2 separate regions of the Homo sapiens genome follow, and region 2 is linked to region 1. A link is a loop called in an ENCODE intact Hi-C map of the cell type or tissue named here. Cell type or tissue: endothelial cell of umbilical vein. All regions are shown on one strand. Links, peaks and the distances in the headings refer to the core of each region. The heading gives the core; the rest is flanking DNA. Region 1 has its middle 19 kb from the start of CCL1. Region 2 has its middle 14 kb from the start of CCL2.

Region 1 (2,917 bases), core at 296-2,795:
AATTCCAAAGGGACCTAGTCCCCTATTAAGATTTCTCGAGGAGTCCTTACTTTCTCCACTCTTTGAGATTGTTGCTTAATTTCAAATTTCTGAAATATACCATATGTGAAAATTGTAAATGTTAAATCACTGCATCTATTGTACTACAGTTGAACAGAGAAAATTAACAACTGATAAACTGTAAATACAAAAGAATGTCAAAATTTATTACTCTGAGTTTTAATATCATCTAGATAAAAACAAACAAAATAATGTAGCAAGCCTACTCCTCAGTCAAGTTGTCGTTTTATGAAAGAAAAATCAATTTTAATACACATGTATCAATCTCTTATTTTATAGTCAAAACTCCTCTGTCTTAAGACACAAGGTTAAATTGTCACCCTTAGCAAACTAACACAGGAACAGAAAACCAAACACCGCATGTTCTCACTCATAAGTGGGAGTTGAACAATGAGAACACATGGACACGGGGAGGGGAACATCACACACAGGGGTCGGGGGAAAGGGGAGGAAGAGAGCATTAGGACAAATATCTAATGCATGCGGGGATTAAAACCTAGATGATGGATTGATAGGGGCAGCAAACCACCATGGCACATGTATACCTATGTAACAAACCTGCACATTCTGCACAAGTATCTCAGAACTTAAAGTATAAATAAATAAATAAATAAATAAATAAACACATATATATATTTAAAAGTTTTAAAACTAAAAAAAACCCCTATTCTCCAATATTTAAAAAATATTTCTATTAATATTTTCTATTAAAAATTTTAAAGACTTTTTAAACATTTAACCATGTGGAGTTGATTTTTATATATCATGTAATGTAAGGATCCAATTTAATTTATTTGATAGGGATTACCATTTTTCCAGGCCTAATTTTTGAATGGTCTCTCCTTTCCCCATTAATCTGACACACAAACCATATCATATAACATAGCTTTATACATACGTGCTTTTGTTCCTGGACTTTTGTATATCATTTTATTGGTCAGCTTGTGTATCGCTGCATTGACGTACAACTCATAACAAGTTGTGGTATCTGGTAACGTAAATCCCCTCTGGGATTTTTTTTGTTTTAACTGGAAGTGTCTGTCTATTTTTACCCTTTTGTTCTTTTTTTTTGAGACGGAGTTTTGCTCTTATTCCCCAAGCTGGAGTGCAGTGGTGCGATCTTGGCTCACTGCAACCTCTGCCTTCCGGTTTCAAGCGATTCTCCTGCCTCGGCCTCCCAAGTAGCCAGGGTTACAGGCGCCTGCAACCATGCCTAATTTTTGTATTTTTAGTAGAGGTTTCACCATGTTGGCCAGGCTGGTCTCGAACTCATGACCTCGTGATCTGCCCGCCTCTACCTCCCAAAGTACTGGGATTACAGGCATGAGCCACCACACCTGGCCCCTTTTATTCTTCTTTAAAATTTTTTTAGCCATTTCATCAAGTTCCAGGAAACACTCTGTTGGGCACCAAGCTATGCTGTTACTATATACTGGCTTATTGAACCCCAACAGTTACCCAGTGAAGGTCAATATTATTCTCCCCATACTATAGATGAGGTGCACAGAATAGACTGGCTCCACAGCTTCAAAGTAGAAGCTCCAAGATTCAAACCCAGGCATGTCTGACTTGAGAGCCCCTGTCATGCCCACATCACACAGTTTGGGTTGGCATGTGCCCAGCTAGGAGATGCTGAGTCAATCCTGCCCTCTGGGACCCACAGAAAGGGGAGGTTGTCAAAGGTCTCATGGAACAGCTGGTGTTTCCTGTCATTGTTCTGCATGCCTCCCTGTCCCCAGTTCAGCCATGCAGCGCCGGGGGTGGGAGTGGGACGCCTGAGCCCACAGAACCTGGTAGGTCTGCAGAGTCACTAGCGGTGTATGTCTGTCACTTTGCTGAGGATTCCTAGCGACAGCAGAAACCATGCAGGCTGCGTTTGAGGCAGCTCATTTTCGCTAATTAAGGAAAACAACAGCAAACAGAAGCCTGACATCTGGAGGTGATTCATAGTCTAAGAAAAGGGCAGTTAGTTGGTCTCCACAGTAGAGGAGTCTCTCTCTCTTTCTCTTTCTCTCTCTCTCTCTCTATCTCTGTCTCTCTCTTTCCTCCTCACCCCCTGCACCTTAGGACTGGGGAGATGAGTACATGTGAGTACCTACAGTTCTTGAAAGAGAAGAATATCATCTTATTACTCCCCTTACATACAATGAAACAAAGATGGTTAAATAACTGGCCAAGTGATTCCATTTCTCTATCCCCTTGGTAGAGGATGTCATATTAAGGCAGCTCATTTGCAAAGTTGTCATGAGCAATGAGAGCTTGTAGTTAGAGCAGTGGCTCTCAGTACTGTGCCAGCAGCTTCCGCATTAGCTGGGAACTTGTTAGAAAGGCCAATTCTTGGGCCCTACTGAGCCTTAAAGTTTTGGGATGAGGCCCAGTAATCTCTTTAACAAGTCCTCCACCCCGAGTGATTCTGATGCTTCTCACATTTGAGAGCCACTGATAGAGGGGATCTTCCACAGCACCTGACAGAGCGAATTCTCAATCAATGGTAACTATTTGGGCCAGAGCTCAAAATGCTCATTCATGAAAAGCCAAAGTCTCAGCCTCTGGCTCTGCTGACTCCAGACAACTGTTTCCATCAAGTGTCGTCTTAATTCCTAGGAGTAAGACCTCTTTCTGGGAAGATTTGTCCCAAGGTCAGACATCGGTGTATTGGTAGAGATTACCTGGAGATATTCCACTTTAGGGCATGAAAGAATAACAACAGGGCTGAGGTTCAGGCATGTGAAACACTGTGGTTCCTGTGTAATCTTATTTAAGACCCTTGGAGGTTGAGTCTGGGACTCTCACCAAGTCAAATGTGCATGTGACATTATTATATATGCACACACCTATACATACAGCTTCTCATTCA
Region 2 (2,917 bases), core at 117-2,616, 140 kb before region 1:
AGAAAGAAAGAAGGAAAGAAAGAAAAAAGAAAGAAAGAAAGAAAGAAAGAAAGAAAGAAAGAAAGAAAGAAAGAAAGAAAGAAAGAAAGAGAGAAAGAAGGAAGGAAAGAAAGAAAAAGAAAAAGAAAGAAAAGAAAGAAAGAAAGAAAGAAAGAGAAAGAAAAGAAAAGAAAAGAAAAACAGAAGGATTTATTATGATGGGTTGGCTCATGTGATCATGGAAGTTAAAAAGTCCCACAATTTGCCATCTGCAAGCTGGAGGCCCAAGAAAACTAGTGATGTAGTTTCAGTCTAAGCCCAAAGGTCTGAACACTAGTGAAGCCAATGGTGTAAGTCTCAGTCCAAGTCTGAAGGTATGAGAACCAGGAGCACCAGTGTTCAAGGGCAGAGGAAGATGAATGTCCCGGTTCCAGAAAAGAGAGAGTGAACTTGCCCTTTACTCTGTCTTTTTGTTCTTTTGAGCCCTCAATGGATTAGATGATACCCTCACACATTGGTGAGAGTGATCTTCTTTACTGTCTGACAATTCAAATTGTCTTCTCTTCTGGGACCATCCACACAGACATTCCCAGAACTACTGTCTTACTAGCAATCTGGACATTCCTTAGCCCAGTCCAATTGACATACACAATCATTAACAAAAGCATCTTTTCCAGCCATGGTTTGCAGGGGGAAGGCCTTCTGACCAGGGTTTTGTGGGATAAGTAGACATTGGTCTGGTAAAGAAGATAACCGTGCAAAGATCCAGAAGTATGCCTTTGGTGGGTGGAGGGGAATAAAACTCTCTGCAACCAGTTTGGCCTTTCTGGAGGCAGGGTCCCTCAGGGGAGAGAAGAGAGGTGAGGCTGGAGAGGGAGGCAGTGGCCAAGCCACAGCCAAGTTCTGGACGGGCATGCTGAGGGCACAGGGGAGCCAACAAAGGGTTCTCAGCAGGGAAATGGCACAATTGGCTTCACATTTCAGTCTTTTGGTAGCAGGGTGGAGGATAGATTAGAGGTGTGAGATTGTAGGCAAAGAACCAAGCCAGGAACCTTGTGGTATCCAGGAAAACAGTTTTAAGAACGCAAAGATTAGGAGGGCAACGAGGGACTGTACTTGGAGTGTAGGGTAGATGAAAGAATCTAGGAGTCTTGTCATTTCTATTCAGTCTCCTGAACCAAAATTCAACTCCTGAAGTCATAAACCATGTTTCATCAATCCTGGTATCCCAAGTATCTAGCATAATGTCTTGCACAGAAGAGACCCAATTTTGTTAAAGGATGGGTGGATGAATGAATGAGTGAATGAATGAATAATGAATCTTTCTCTAAGACATCACTAATGTCTAATCAATGTTGGTTATTATTATTATTATTATTATTATTATTACCCTAGCTTCCCTGTAGGGAAAGTGGAGGCCCTGAAGAAGTCAGAGTCACAGAAAACTTTACTCTGCTCAGACTAGAAATTCCCCTCCTTTGCTCAGAGAGGGCCAGCTGGAGTCAGCGGGGAGGAAGAGCTCTGGGCAGGAAACAGAGTCCTTCCTGGCTGCTGTCCTGGCCTTGGCTTTCTGCCTGTAGGGCTTTCCGGGCCACAGCTGGAACTTTCCCGTTGTGCTGGGGACCTAGACATGGGAGGCAAGGCAGGGTAGTAGAAGATACCCTGAATTTGTGGTCCAGTTCAGCCACTTAATTGCTTATGGCCTGAACCTCAATTTCCTCTTCTGAAAAATGAAATCGACTTCATAAAATTGCTGTAAGGATCTAAAGAGGCAAGGCTATTGAAGATGCTTATTACAGATACATTTAACTAGTATGAGTTTGTGTGTGACAGCAGTATAGCAAAAATGCCCCAGATTTGGAGACTTGATTCTATTATCTTCCATCTATGTGGCCCTGGTCAAAGTGTTTAACTTCTCTGAACCTTATTTCTCAATTCTCAAAAGGGAAAATAAAGTGCCTGTTACGGCAGGCTGTTGTAAAGACCAGAAATCAGAGATTATAGACAAATAAGCTTGATCAACTGTAAAATGCAGCTTATCTCTAAATCATTATAATTGTAGTTATAATAATCATAATAGAAAAGGCAACTTGATGATTGTTTTTCTTTGGAAGCAGATTATTTGGTCGGCTTAGAGAGTTTTGTGAGCAGAGACAGGTGTCCTGGGAGCTTTGAGACTGGCATGTGAATGGCCATCAGTTAACACGTTCATGCTTCAGTTTCCCTTATCAATGCTTCAGGTGGCTGAAATCATGTCTTTTAAGAGCTCTGCACATCCTGTGACCAGCATGTGACCCAGAAGTATGTGACCAGACAATTTCTTTAAGGGTAAAGTGTATAAAATAAGAGTGACTGCCAGAGATTTATCCAGCATCTATGCTTGGGGATTTTGCAAATCATTTAGCAAGGACCCCTGATGCTCCAAGCAGCTTGTGGCAGAGGAAAGGCTTCTTCTCAGAAAAGGAATTAGACACCAAGTTCCAGCCCAATCCCTGGTCACTAATTTGTTTTGTGACCTTGGGCAAGTCACTGCTTTCTCTGTGTTTTAGGATCATCAATTTGCAAAACGAGGTTTGGATGCCAATGCCATGCAATGTTCATATCAGCCAACCCTCCCCAAGATGGCTGCACCCTCTGTTGGCAGGGTGGTATCTTAACTTATAGGATGTTAGTTACCCTGAGTTCTAGTCAGCTTGGAGAAAAGGCCACAAACAAAGGGTGAGGGGTCTGGAGTCATAGTAACCTCTGGATTTTCCCGAGAGTCTAGCTAAGGACCCAGCATCCAGCAAGATAGGAGACCAGTTTGTTTTGCAGAAAATGGAAGGAGAGGGACAAAGGCTTTTCCAGCTTTCTTTTTCCTAGAAGTCCTAGAAACTAATATCACCCTGGAAAAAATCTCTGTCATCCCTCAAAATGGGATATCTGATGTAATCGAAAC

The links. Hi-C counts contacts between places; a loop is a spot of excess contacts. Peaks named below come from ENCODE experiments on the same cell type or tissue, not always from the same donor. Only the 100,000 strongest peaks of a DNase experiment are listed, where the experiment ranks them.
Region 2: a loop joins it to region 1, with 5 times the contacts of the local background. A loop is called at or near these places in 1 of 110 quality-filtered maps.

Annotation. Positions count from the first base shown.
Region 1 is chr17:34,381,005-34,383,921 of GRCh38, forward strand. No RefSeq gene overlaps it. Among named protein-coding and RNA genes, the nearest start is that of CCL1, 19 kb to the left of the region's middle. In endothelial cell of umbilical vein, for the core only: no CTCF peak of the experiment used is centred there; a DNase peak (open chromatin) is centred at 1,727; H3K27ac peaks cover 1,597 bases.
Region 2 is chr17:34,239,710-34,242,626 of GRCh38, forward strand. No RefSeq gene overlaps it. Among named protein-coding and RNA genes, the nearest start is that of CCL2, 14 kb to the right of the region's middle. In endothelial cell of umbilical vein, for the core only: no CTCF peak of the experiment used is centred there; a DNase peak (open chromatin) is centred at 1,552; H3K27ac peaks cover 2,394 bases.